Linked DNA regions of Homo sapiens: region 1 is linked to region 2. The links are chromatin contacts, found by Hi-C or POLR2A ChIA-PET in ENCODE. All regions are on one chromosome and are shown on one strand. The core of a region is the stretch at or near the end of the contact, and the rest is flanking DNA. Distances in the headings are between cores, read along the strand shown. Region 1 holds the start of CLIC1 (chloride intracellular channel 1). Region 2 holds the start of H2BC11 (H2B clustered histone 11).

The links. A loop is a pair of places that touch in the nucleus more often than their neighbours do. ChIA-PET counts read pairs that join two places held with the same protein, here RNA polymerase II (POLR2A). Pooled maps may share reads with other maps.
Region 1: a loop to region 2 is called in a pooled map, with 4 times the contacts of the local background. The contact joins the promoter of CLIC1 here to the promoter of H2BC11 in region 2. A Hi-C loop is called at or near these places in 2 of 50 pooled maps. POLR2A ChIA-PET finds 5 or more read pairs at or near these places in 2 of 52 experiments (Panc1 and T-cell).

The regions. Positions count from the first base shown.
Region 1 is chr6:31,732,784-31,739,622 of GRCh38, forward strand. It overlaps CLIC1 (chloride intracellular channel 1), which reads right to left and starts at 3,747. Exons shown (of 6, transcript NM_001288.6): 1 at 3,479-3,747; 2 at 1,371-1,480; 3 at 1,053-1,178; 4 at 783-889. The coding sequence starts at 3,517. RefSeq lists enhancers at 1,055-2,254, 1,929-2,223, 3,948-4,822, 6,664-6,839.
Region 2 is chr6:27,128,034-27,134,648 of GRCh38, forward strand. H2BC11 (H2B clustered histone 11) reads right to left here and starts at 4,762. Exons shown (of 1, transcript NM_021058.4): 1 at 4,283-4,762. The coding sequence starts at 4,717. The coding sequence ends at 4,337. It overlaps H2AC11 (H2A clustered histone 11), which reads left to right and starts at 5,010. Exons shown (of 1, transcript NM_021064.5): 1 at 5,010-5,502. The coding sequence starts at 5,039. The coding sequence ends at 5,431. RefSeq lists enhancers at 3,982-4,041, 4,382-4,451, 4,462-4,531, 4,663-5,176, 5,142-5,481 and 2 more.

The DNA.
Region 1 (6,839 bases), core at 2,497-4,996, 4.6 Mb after region 2:
GCGCTAGCCTCGGCCTCCCAAAGTGAACACTTTACATTTTACAAACTCATTTATATCGCCGGGTGCAGTGGCTCACTCCTGTAATCCCAGCACTTTGGGAGGCCGAGGCAGGTGGATCACCTGAGGTCGGGAGTTCAAGACCAGCCTGGCCAACATGGTGAAACCCTGTCTCTACTAAAAATACAAAAATTAGCTGGGCGTGGTGATGCACGTCTGTAATCCCAGCTACTCAGGAGGCTGAGGCAGGAGAATTGCTTGAACCCGGCAGGCAGAGGTTGCAGTGAGCTGATTGCACCACTGCACTCCAGCCTGGGCGACAGAACGAGACTCCATCTCAAAAAAAAAGAAAAAAAAAAATTTATATCAACCCATGAAATAGGTATTGTCATCCTAATTTTGTGGATCTGGAAATGGACTTACAGAGAGGTGAAATGATTGCTCAAAATTATACGGCTAGTTGGATTTGTACTCAGGTAGTCTGGATCTAGAGTGATGACTGTTCTTAAGCATGACCCTATTCTGCCAGAAAACAGGCCAGCAGCCAACTAACGTCCTCAGTGGGGCAGAAGAGGCTAGGGAACAAATGAGAAAAGCTTAAAAGTCTTGGCCAATGAAAATGCAGGGAAATATAGAGGTAAAGCAAAAATGGGAAGCTGGGGGAAATTTACGAACATCTGCTTCATCTCCCTGATATCTGAACGTCCAGGTGCCCCTAATGTCTCCTACCCGCTGGGTCCTCTCTATTCCTCCCAGGACCCAGGCCTCTGACCCACAAGACTCACTGTCATTGAGTGCTGGGTTTGAATTCTTGATGTAGGCAGAAAATTTGGCAAATATGTCCAGCCCAGCTGTGTTGGACTCAGGGTTCAGAGCTGCCAGCTTGGGGTACCTGAAAGCCAATGGGAAAAATGAGGTAAGATGTCTTCCTGGGAGGAACCTCAGCTAGCTCTCCTGCCCCAGCCCCACCACCATCTCTGTTTTCCATTTCTGCAAACTGTCTGTTTCCCAGAATCTCCCTGCTCCACCTCTCCACTTTCTGAGTGCCCCTATACCTGGGAGGGCACAGCACTGCCTCCAGAAATTCCTCAATCTTGTTGGTGTCTGTGTGCACTTCAGTGCCATACAGCAGGAATGGGAGCTGCCCCCCTGGGCACAGCTTCTGCACTGTCTCGGTCCGCCTGGAGAAAGGATCAGGAATCAGGACTGGAAATGGGGGTCAGGAAGAACCAGAAAGGGGGAATGGAGGACGTGGGATAAGAAAGGGACTCCAGGGGGAGGGCAAAAATGTTCATGACAGAAGGACTCGGGTGGGTGTGTGTTTGCACACATGTGTACACCAGGGGTGTTTCAAGGAACATAAGCAGGCCTACCTTTTGGTGTCAACGGTGGTAACATTGAAGGTGACTCCCTTGAGCCACAGTACCATGAACAGTCTCTGGGAGAATGGGCAGTTCCCAATCTTGGCCCCATCACTGCCAGCCTGAAAAGTAACCCCAACCCAAGGTTATGCCTGATGCACCCCACCCATCCCTAGGCCAGTCCCTGCATTCCCACTCCCAGACCAGCTGTTTTCTGCCTAGTCATGACACATACACTGTCCCCTCACTATGGGCTCTTTGCCCTTGGGCCTGGGTCAAACCTAAGGCAGATCAATGGGAAACTGTTTTGCAAAGGCAGGCTTCTGGTTCCCCAGACACTGAGGACAGGTGGGAGGTAGGTAGAGGGAGGAGGTCCTGGAGAACTTGGGAGGATCTGAATCCTAGAGAGGGAAGGGTGTGGAACTTCAGTGAGGCCAGAGTTGTAGGCTAGAAGCCTGGATTTCTGGGTTCCTGAAGGGAGTAGAGTCTGAAGACAGGAGAGGTGGGTGGGGTTTGGGAGCCAGAGTTTTGGTTCTCTACACCTCCAATCCAAGGTGTCTTTGGGTGGGGAGTCTAGTCAAGGGGCCCTGGGCCTCGCGCTAGAGATGTGGAGGGCCCTACAGAGAGGGGCTGCCCTCTAATTAGCAAGTGGTGACCTCATTGGCCCAAGGGACACCTCCCCCTAAGCTGAGGGTGATTCATCTCTCTGTCTCCGGCTTCCTTCCTGTCAAGGATGTGGGGGAAGGGACAGTGAGGATGAGGCCTGGGCAGCTAAGGCTACCCCTAACCTGCTGCCAGGGTCTCCCAGCACAAGTCCTCTGACTGCAATAACCATCCTCTCACAGGACACAGGGCCGGAATCTCTGCGGCACAGCCTCACCCACGAGTAAAAATAGCCCCGGAGGCGAATGTGAGAGTGAGGTGGGGACCACACCTAAGGGGGCGGACCCAAGCAGGCTCCGACTTCCCTGGGCCCAGGGAGAGGGAATGGCTGCCCGAGAAACCCAAGCAGAAGGGAGAGGGAGACACAGGCAGAGACACACAAAGATGAGAGAAACAAAAGGGGGGAAGGGGAAAGAAAGGCGGCAGGAAAGTGGAGAGTGGGGAGACGTGCGTGCCAACGGAGAGACACAAACGGAGCGGGGAGAAGAGGACACTGTTAAGGAAGGGAGGGAGGGGCACAGCCAGGAGGTCCCAAGACTGGGAAATGAATGCAGCAGCGGTAGGGAGGGGAGCGGCCGCTGCAATCAGAGGGGGGCTGGGTGACACCGAGAAGCCTGCTGCCTGCAGTTTTGCTACCCAAATGCCATAGGACCATCTCTCCTTACCCACACCCGCAGAGAGAGGAGAGAGTTGGGGCAAGTCTTCTACTTCTCCAACCCCCAAATCCCAAAATGCCCTAACCGAGCTCTTCTCCTCCGTCTGATCTCTCTCCCACCCATCCTTGTGGTAGCTACGTTAAACTCACGTCTTCTTGCCACCTCCCCTTCTGTCCCTTTCCCCAGTCCTGGGGATATTCAATGCCACCCGATCACCTCTCCAGCTCTGCTTTTCAAACTCCGATCCCAGTCTCCTGTTTTGTTCCGCCCCTCCAAAGCTTCCCAATTTACTTGCTCTCACTCTCAGGCCTCCCTCAACACACCGTCTTCCCTGAAGCGTCTCCATCCACACACACACACACACACACACACACACACACACACACACACCTCTCCTACTGCACTACTCACCCTCAGATCTTGTAGGGACACATGTCCTAACTGAGGTTCCCCTCTGTCCCTTCTAAACCCTGCTGGGCCCCCACTGTCCCTTCACCAGCTCGCCCTCTAACCCCACCCCAGTCTCACTTTTGGGAATTCTCCTTTTTCTCCACTTCCCTTCCTTTAGTCTGCTAGAAACTTGCACTTTTACAAACTTTTCAGGGTTGATCCTAGAATTCTCATTACTTGCTAACAAGTTAATGTCTTCCCCTCTCAAAACCACCCCTCAACCAAAGAGTGCACGTGGGATTGGGGGTGGGAGTCAAGGAGGGAAGGGATTGGGGAGTTAAGGCTGGACCGGGGGAAAGGTGAGAGTTGGCTTCCAGGAATTTGGGTGGCTGAGGAGAGAAGTGTTCTTACCTTCACGAACAATTCGACCTGCGGTTGTTCTTCAGCCATGGTTGCGTCGGGGACCAGGAAGTGGCCGTCCCTGGGGGAACTGGGAGGGGCTGGGACCGGGGAAGGCGGGTCTCACACTCAGGGACTCTCTCCCCTAGACCCAGGGCTGTCCCTTCAGCACAACACAAGCTCAATCAGACCTACTTGCACCCAAACTAGGCCTCCCCACCAGCCCAACGCACCCCACACCCAGCTCCTCCAGCTCGGTCCTCTCCCGGGCTGGATCAGAGAGCCGCTGACTCACCGACCGGCCCCGCCCTGAACCTGGGGAGGGGACTGGAGGGGGGCGGGACTCGACGATGTAGGGAGTGAGTCCGGAAGGGGAATCCTCGGATCTCCCACAGGATGGGGATGGGGGTGTTAAGGAGGAGTCCTGAAAACCTCCTTGTTTCTCCGACCTCTCCTGAACACAGGACTCTTTTCTGCCTCAGTTTCCCTGCTTCATTAATCTGAGTACAACCCGACTGACCCTCATATAAAAAACTTGACACTAACAGCTTGGGCACACCCGTGAAGATTCAGGGATGGGGACTTCAAATGGAAAGGTGGTCGTTTAATCATTCTGCATTTCTTCCAGACTCCAATCCAAATTCTGGGTTGCTGGGACTGTGGTCTGAGAGAAGAACTCGGAAGTGGAAGGCTGGGACTGCAGATAGGAACCGTTAGCCATGCAGCCTGGGATTAGGGAAGGGGTGACGCCAGCACTCCCTGAGCTGCCCAGACTGGTGTCTCAGTAGGTCCTGTGCCCCCCGCAGTCTACTGTCTCCGGGCCCAGCTCAGCACTAGGACTTGCAGTCCTTGTGGCCTACACTTGGGATTGGGCATAGGAAATAGAGTTAGGGGCCGGGTGAGGTGGCTCACGCCTGTAATCCCAACACTTTAGGAGGCCAAGGGGGGTGGATCACCTGAGGTCAGGGAGTCAAGACCAGACTGGCCAACATGGTGAAACCCTGTCTCTACTAAAAATACAAAAATTTGCCAGGCGGGGTGGTGGGCACCTGTAATCCCAGCTACTTGGGAGGCTGAGGCAGGAGAATCAATTGAACCCGGGAGGTGAAGGTTGCAGTGAGCTGAGATGGTGCCATTGCACTCCAGCCTGGGCAATAAGAGCGAAACTCCATCTCAAAAAAAAAAAAAAAAAAAGAAGAAGAAGAAAAGAAAAAGAAAGTAGAGTTAGGGATGGGAAGGGAGATGACGAAGTCTTTTGCGAAGGAAACATAAAGCCGAGGCAAGGGGCTTTGTTGCAGGGAGGGGTCTGTTCCTGTAGCTTGGTCAGCTTTGTGCTTCCACTTATGTTTCCTATTGGGGCCCCTTCCTGTGCCCTTTGTCCTCGTCTCACTGACAGGTTGCCTTGGAGATGGGGCAGAGGGGTGGGATTATCATGGCCCGATCCTGAAGTATGTGTATAGGGGGTGGGGTAGGGGTGTTGTTAGCTGGTCCTGTCATGGGGATAAAGAAAGATCAGACAGAATAGTGGGAGTAGAGTCCTTGGGGACACCTAAATAAATAAGCAGGGAGGACATAGGAGGAGCAGCTCTCTCTCCAGTAACCTTGATTTCTATTAAACCTTTATGACCTGCTGAAAAAATAAACCCAGAATTCCAGCCTCCATATCCTGAATTTCTCTCCTGTCCAACCATCCCTTCTCTATCCTCCTCATCACCCTCTGTCCAACAAAAGACCTACAGTTCCAGAAAACCATGGTGGAGTGCAAGAACACAGAACTAAAACAGAGCTTGAAACTTAAAGAAAGGGAGAGACTTGGGGGAGGAGTGGGGTGGAGTGACGTGATGTGCTGCTGGAAACCAGCAGTTGGTGGTTTCCTCTTGTGCTTCCTCTTCTGTGGGTTTTCTCCTGCTTGTGGGAGGGCCTTTTTCTCTCCTCCCGACAGAAAGGCTATCTTTGGTGTTCGTTCCCTTGAACTGTAACATCCTGTAAGGGTATGATTCCATGCCTCTGTGTGGGTGTGAATTCCCTCATGGTGACCCTCAAAATCTGCACACAGGACCCCTTCCCATTGAGGGGAGGGGATCAAAACAACTCTACTTCTCAGGGTCCTCTCCTGTTCCAACTGGTCTGTGTCCAAGAGAAGCCTTAGGTAAATGGGGCCAGCTTGAAGATCAAACAGGTTTGGCAGCCTCTCCCGGCCTCTCTTTTCTCTCCTACAGCTTTATAGCTACAGCTGCCTTGATATCAATATTGACTTTGGCTGGCTGGCATGACTACCCACAGGGTATCGTGCCTTAATTTACCAGGTGACAGGCAACGCTGCCCTCTCCTGGAACCATCCAGCAGAGCCAGGGCTGTACCCCCAAATCCTGCAACAGAGGTTTCCCTCCATCTCACCTCCCTGTCCCTGCATTTCTCCTATCTCAGTAGCTCCTCTTTCCCTCTCTGGGCTTCTCTTTCCACTCCCTCCCCTTCCTGGGCTTGGTAAACTAGTCCCTAATCTCTTCACACCCCAGATTGGAAGGTGGGTCCCTCCCTGACACTCCCCAGAGCTGTCACCAACCTCCTCCAAGTTTCTATAGCTCCATTGCTCAACAGATTTGCCAGGGGTAACCATTAACCCAGCCCTTAACTCTGTTCCCCCACCTTTCTTGCTGGAGGGGATTTTCCAATTACTGGTTAGCACAGCTAGGTCATCTCACCCCCACCATCTTTCCTAACTTCTTGGGTTGGGGGGCTGGGGAGGAATCTCCCCATCTCAGGGTACTAGGAACAAAGCTGGGGAGGATGGTGCATTTAAAGGGATTATATATATATATATATATATTTTTTTTCTTTCTCCCTCATAACCCCACCCCCGCAACACACACACACACACACACACACACACACACACACACAGACGCACAAATAAGCTTTATGGAGCAGTGACTTCATTATGTTCACCGCTTTGAGTCCAACCCCTGGCCCAAAATAGGCACTAAATAGTTGCCGAATGCATGAATGATAGATACCTCTCTGTCTTCAGGGGTGTGTAGAAGTGCGAAGGGGTATGGGCATGTCCCAGTAGGGGTGTGAGTGTTCTGATCAGAACTACTTCTCTCTGCCAGAATTTGATGTAATTCGAATGCTTCCACCTCTGCTTGAAGGGTTTAAATAATAAATTAGGCCCTGTCGTGCCATTATGGGGGTGGTCATACCCTGTACCCAGGAAACAGGCACGGTAGGGCTGAGACAGAAGTCCTGCTTGTTTCCGCTTATTTATTTGAAACACCGCTCATTTAGGTCTTACTTTGTTTGCCAGGCACTGTTCTAAGCTCTGTATAAATATTAACTCAGAGGGTACAAATATTAACTTAAGAGTTGTTGCAGG
Region 2 (6,615 bases), core at 3,512-6,011:
TATTTTGTTTTCTTTCTTTTTTTTTTTTTTTTTTTTTTGAGACAGAGTCTCTCTCTGTTGCCCAGGCTGGAGTGCAGTAGCACGATTTCAGCTCATTGCAACCTCTGCCTTGCGAGTTCAAGTGATTTTCCTGCCTCAGGCTCCCAAGTAGCTGGGACTACAGGCACGCACCATCACGACTGGCTTATTTTTGTATTTTTAGTAAAGACCAGGTTTCACCATGTTGGCCAGGCTGATCTCTAACTCCTGACCTTACGTGATGTGCCTGCCTCAGCCTCCCAAAGTGCTGGGATTACATGCATGAGCCACTGCACCCAGTCAAAGGTATATTTTTTATGAGACTATTTTTAAAAACACTCAAATTGTCTGTCACAGCTCCTTGCCTATGCCCCTAAAAAGAGAGGGGAGGAGTGGGGGAAGGGGGGGAAACAGAAACAAAAAGAAAACTGACAAACAGAGGAGGAGTCCAAAAGCCCAACACCCATTAAGTCAAGACTTCCCACAGTTCTCTAAGCCAGCAAATGAATGTAATTTAAACTGCTTTAAACTTCATATAAAAATAAATCATTTTTGGTAAATCAATAAACAGAGGCATCTCCATGACTACTGGTGGGAGTATGTACTCCTCCTTTTCTAAAACAAAAAAAAACAGCAGGGAGCCCTGAGTTGGAAACATGAAAAGCATAACTTTTTTGAGTTGGCTATTATTAAGTGTAATATGAGAGGTACCACTCCATTCCTACCTCTCCTTTCTTTAACGAATGCATTTTGTCTACAGAAGAAATTATGCTTTTTCTTAGTCACTATTCAGCTCATCTATAACGTCCAAAATTGAACAGTACTTCAAGAGGGTGCTAAATGACTACATGCCACTTTAACTGAGTCTTCCAAAAATTCAGACTTCTGCTTATAAGGAATGTGGTACACATTAGGACTACCGAGTCTCATGGTCACCCATGCATTACCTTACCCTTTCTGTATAATGTATAGAAATGGGTCCAAAAAATGTTGAGATATGAGGTATAAAGCGTTCAGTAAGTTCACAGATGGTCCTGCTAGCAATAGCATGTAAGAAAGTGAAGCATATCGAAATCTAGAGTGTTTATCTCAGTGAAGACAAATCTCTGCCTCATCCATGACAAAATACTTGCAAGAATACAAGAATACTTCCCCTGACATATGGGACACTTAGCAGCAGCAGTATCCAGAGGTCAGCCTTGGTGAGCTAAGTCTATACTACAGAACTCAAGTATCACCTCTATCATTGCCTACCACCCTGGTCACAGTTTACAAGTAAATCACTTGGGCAATAAGTGGGGTGATAGGAAAAGAGACTACATGACAGCCATATGGTTGATGTGTACCTGATTGTTGATAGCCTCCTCTGAAGAGTGGGAATTTAGGTTAGCATTCACGTGGGATATTATTCTCATACTCTGGGACCATTCTGGGAAATTCATCCGTATCACTGTTCCCCAAAGCTTCCAGTCAACACAACCTCCACTTTTGCCCACTTAAAAAAATCTGTCTATCCAAACCATTAGCCATGTACATTCAGTTTAGATCAGTGTCTTAGGTCACTCTCCTTCTAGAAAAAGTAAACAATGACATTCAATACTCCAAATTGTGCTGAGTGGCAGCAATTCTTTTCCCTATTGCCATTTATGGACATACTTGAGTTACGGTTTCTAATACTACTGTTACAACCGGCATCAGTAGTATTAGCCAACATATATTGAATGCTTACTATGTACAGGACATTGTTCTAAGTATACCAAAACTATTTGCTCAAGAGGCACTGTTACATCCCCCTTTTTAAAATGAAGGAAAAAGCCAGAGGAAAAAAAAGGGAAAAAAGCCAATTCTTCAGGAACTGGTTAGTAATGGGTTGAACTTGCAGCATTCAGTTTTTCTTCTTTTTTTTTTTTTTTTTTTGAGACGGAGTCCCCTCTGTTGCCCAGGCTGGAATGCACTGACACGATCTCGGCTCACTGCAACCTATGCCTCCTGGGGTCAAGTGATTCTCCTGCCTCAGCCTCCCGAATAGCTGGGATTACAGGGTCCCACCAGCACATCAGGCTAATTTTTGTATTTTTAGTAGGGACGGGGTTTCACCATCCCCCAGGGGCAGGGGCTGCTCTCGATCTCCTGACCTCAAGTGATCTACCAGCCTTGGCCTCCCAAAGTTCTGGGATTACAGGCGTGAGCCACCCCGCCCAGTCCCATTCAGTTTTTCAAGCAAAGTATTAACTCTTTGTCCTTATTAAGGGGACACCAGCAAGATGAAAATAACCCATAAGGTGATCATTTGTTTCATTACCCCTTAGGCAGTTTAGTCTTCTGAGTAACAGGAGAATTAGCTGGGTTCTTTTCAACTTAACTTTGTATAGTTTTCGAAAACCTAGCCTTTACAAATTTTCACCTGTGGCTGGACAATATACCCATGAGTCAGTCGCAATCCTCCTTTTCTTACAAACCCTGCTTTTTATTCTGATTTCTATATCCTGTAAGACAAAGAAGCAAGTTATTTAGCTTGGAAATTATCATCTGACTATTTGGATTAATAGAGAGGGTCAGAGGCCCATGTAACATAACAATAATGTCATAAAAGTAATTTAAGTTCTGTTTATTCACAGAATTGATAACAGTTCAGTTATCCTTAGTACGGGATGATTATGGTGAAGGAAAAGAACTTGAGTGTATATTTTCTACATAGAAATATATACAACAAACCAGATAGCAATTCAGAGAGATACATATTTTAGAAACTCTACAGACAGTTTTCAAAGGCTGGACAAGTGTCCGAGAAAAAGCTAAAAAAACAGAAGAAATTTCATAAAGCAGGCAATATTTAACTGGGCTTTGAAAAAAACAGGACTTGAGTCAACAAGGGAAACGTGTGTATTTGATAGTGGATTTAACAAAAATACTAATTGTTTTAGATGTTATTACTGTGCTAAATTTAGATCCATTTTAAATAAACTAGATAGTAACTCAAGTTTATATACAATTACTACCTTTGAAACCAAAACCTAGTCATAGTGGGAGCTTCCAAATGCTTTATAGACCTTGGATTTTTACCTAAGAGACACATGACTGAAGTTACAACCTAGAGCAACATCGTTTGTTGGGTGACTGGTTCTCATTTGTGACAACCTGAATAAGGGGGAACTTGTTTTTCCTCACTTCTTCTAGGCAAAGTCAAAAACAGTATTTAAAATACTAACGAAAGGAGTTTTAAAATTGAAATTGACTTGTTTCAGAAAAGAGTCTGGGATAAATGTCCTCAAGCTTTCTGCCTTCATTACGCCCCGAATTGTCCTGTTTAGGCTTCTAATGCCTTTGCTTATATAGATATACCATAAAGGGAAAATAGTATTCTAATCAGAAATAAAGCATTGATCTTTCTCAGGCTGAAAACTACAGCATTCAAATTCCGTTGTAGCCGGGCTTGATGGCTCATGCCTGTAATCCTAGCACTTTAAGGCTGAGGCTAGTGGATCACCTGAAGTCAGTTCGAGACCAGCCTAGCCAACATGGTGAAACCCCATCTCTACTAAAAATACAAAAATTATCCGGGCATGGTGGCGCATGCCTGTAATCCCAGCTACACGGAAGGGTGAAGCAGGAGAATCGCTGGAACCCGGGAGGCGGAGGCTGCAGTGAGCTGAGATCGCGCCACCGCACTCCAGTCTGGGCGACAGAGGAAGTCTCCTTCTCAAAAAAAAAAAAACTGATTATGTTGCCATAAAGGGTCCCTTTAAAAAAAAAAACGCTCTATCCAACGAAAACTAATTAGAAATAAATCTCCTTCCCGAAAGCGATAAAATACTAAAGAATGAGAAACTGACAGTTTACTGAGTTTGTAAGGAAGGCCAAATAAAGGCGGGGTTTGGATTCCTTTGGCGCACCCAAGCCGACCGTGGACTTCCTGGATACAACAACCAATCAGGATGCAGAGGAAGGGCGGGCGTTGCCCGGGCAAATTCAAACTGACAACCGCTGCAACTTGGCACTGTTCCAAATCACTAACCGACGGGGGACCGACGAGTATTTTAATTGGTTTCTAACGTATTTTAATTGGTTTCGAACTTATAATAGAAAATTTCCCATCTCCTTACTTAACTCTAAGATTAGAATGGCAGATCTAAAAAAAAAAAGTCACTAAGGATTAGTTAAATAACTGCTCTACTTCAGACCAAAAAACACAGTAGCAAGTTACAAGGGTTTGTCAGTGGCCAGCAGAGGAGGAATACAAGCACCAGCTCTTTCTTTGAGAACATGGGTGGCTCTTAAAAGAGCCGTTAGGGTTGAGAGTTTGCAACCAACTCACTGTTTACTTAGCGCTGGTGTACTTGGTGACGGCCTTAGTACCCTCGGACACGGCGTGCTTGGCCAACTCCCCAGGCAGCAGCAGGCGCACGGCCGTCTGGATCTCCCTGGAGGTGATGGTCGAGCGCTTGTTGTAATGCGCCAGGCGGGAAGCCTCACCTGCGATGCGCTCGAAAATGTCGTTCACAAACGAATTCATGATGCCCATGGCCTTGGACGAAATGCCGGTGTCAGGGTGGACCTGCTTCAGAACCTTGTACACATAGATGGAATAGCTCTCCTTGCGGCTGCGCTTGCGCTTCTTGCCGTCTTTCTTCTGCGCCTTAGTCACCGCCTTCTTGGAGCCCTTTTTCGGGGCGGGAGCAGACTTCGCTGGCTCTGGCATAGCACTGTGTAGCTATAAAGCGCCAACGAAAAGGAAAAACAGCGTGAGCAGGGTATGACAAGGCGCTTTTATATAGAATCGCTTATGCAAATAAGGTGAAGAGTTGAAGTCTTGTGTCTGATTGGTAGTTATTCAGGGTAACGTCAGAGGTCAGGTCTGCCCAATCAGGATTCGCAAATCCAGAAGACGCACTACTATTGGTTGAAATTAAACTGCAGCCCTAACCAACAACACGTCTTCTTTTTCGCGCCCAATAGTGTTTATAAAAAGCGCCGCCTTTCCCGTTCACTTTGTGGTTGCTCGTAGTGAGTTGCGCTCGCTATGTCTGGACGTGGCAAGCAGGGAGGCAAAGCCCGCGCTAAGGCCAAGACTCGCTCTTCTAGGGCCGGTCTCCAGTTCCCCGTGGGCCGAGTGCACCGCCTGCTCCGCAAAGGCAACTATGCCGAGCGGGTCGGGGCCGGCGCGCCGGTGTATCTGGCAGCGGTGCTGGAGTACCTGACCGCCGAGATCCTGGAACTGGCGGGCAACGCGGCCCGCGACAACAAGAAGACCCGCATCATCCCGCGTCATCTCCAACTGGCCATCCGCAACGACGAGGAGCTCAACAAGCTGCTGGGCAAAGTCACCATCGCACAGGGCGGTGTCCTGCCCAACATTCAGGCCGTGCTACTGCCCAAAAAGACTGAGAGCCACCACAAGGCGAAGGGCAAGTAACTATCTGTACTAGTTTGTGGCAGCTCAAGTAAAATCGAGTCCAAACCAACGGCTCTTTTCAGGGCCACCCACGTCTTCTCTAAAAGAACTTAACATTTATTCCATGTGAAAGAAAGTGAGACATGGACAAGACTCTAGTCATAAATTACCCATCTTTTTGAAAACAGTGTAGCGAACACCGCAGATTTAAAAGAAAAACTAGAGGGAAGGTGGTCCAGATTTTACCACGCTTAAAAGTTAAGATGTGAACAAATCTCTTAGGCCATTACTTAATTTTAAACTTAATCAGTGTGTGTCCACAGAGCACCAGTGGCTTCGTGAGTTCTTGAAGCACTTTGGCCCAAAAGAGTTATCGCCCGGGCTAGAATTTAGCAGACAGCTGTTCCACGCGGGCCAGGGCGGCATGAAGAAGTCCCGCCGCTACGTGCCCGGCACAGTGGCCCTGCGCGACGTTCGGCGCTACCAGAACTCCGAGCTGCTGATCAGCAAGCTGCCGCTCCTGCGAGAGCTCGGCGGTGACGCCGCTGCACGAGAGCGAGGCTGAAGAACTTTGTGACACAATAGTCCACCTCCCTGCAAAGGCTCTGTCAGAGACTCACATCTTTCCTGATGGATAGCTGTGAAGCATTCTCTTACCCACCCTACTGCATGTTGCAAAGTATTCCTTTAAAATGAAGTGAGTAAAATACTGGGATGACGTTATCTGGAGCCCAAGAAAGATGGCTCATTTGGAAAGGCCTAATATCCCAAGTTGCTTACCTAGAAGAACTTGACAGGATAGTTAATAATAAACCTTAAAACCCATGAAGAAATCTGAGGTAAAGTGTTAGCACACAGACTGTTAAAATGTCTGCCTCACAGATAGGAGGGAAAATATATAGAGGATTATAATATGGTTCAACAAATGTTGATGAGTATTAGAAATGTACATTAGAAATATTAGAAATGTTTATGACTATTAGAAAAGTACAGGGTATTGGGCGTTCCTGACACAAACTGAGGCCTCCTAGCAAGACTGGCAGTTTTCTGTAAAGGAGGGTTATTTACTACGGTAGTGCAAATAACTTTTGGTGTTGTAGCTAAATAAGGAATACTCATGCCAAGATTGCACAATTGTGCCTCCTCCCTCTGTTCACTGAACTCTGATGTAATTTTTTTTTTTTTTTTGAGACGGAGTCTCGCTC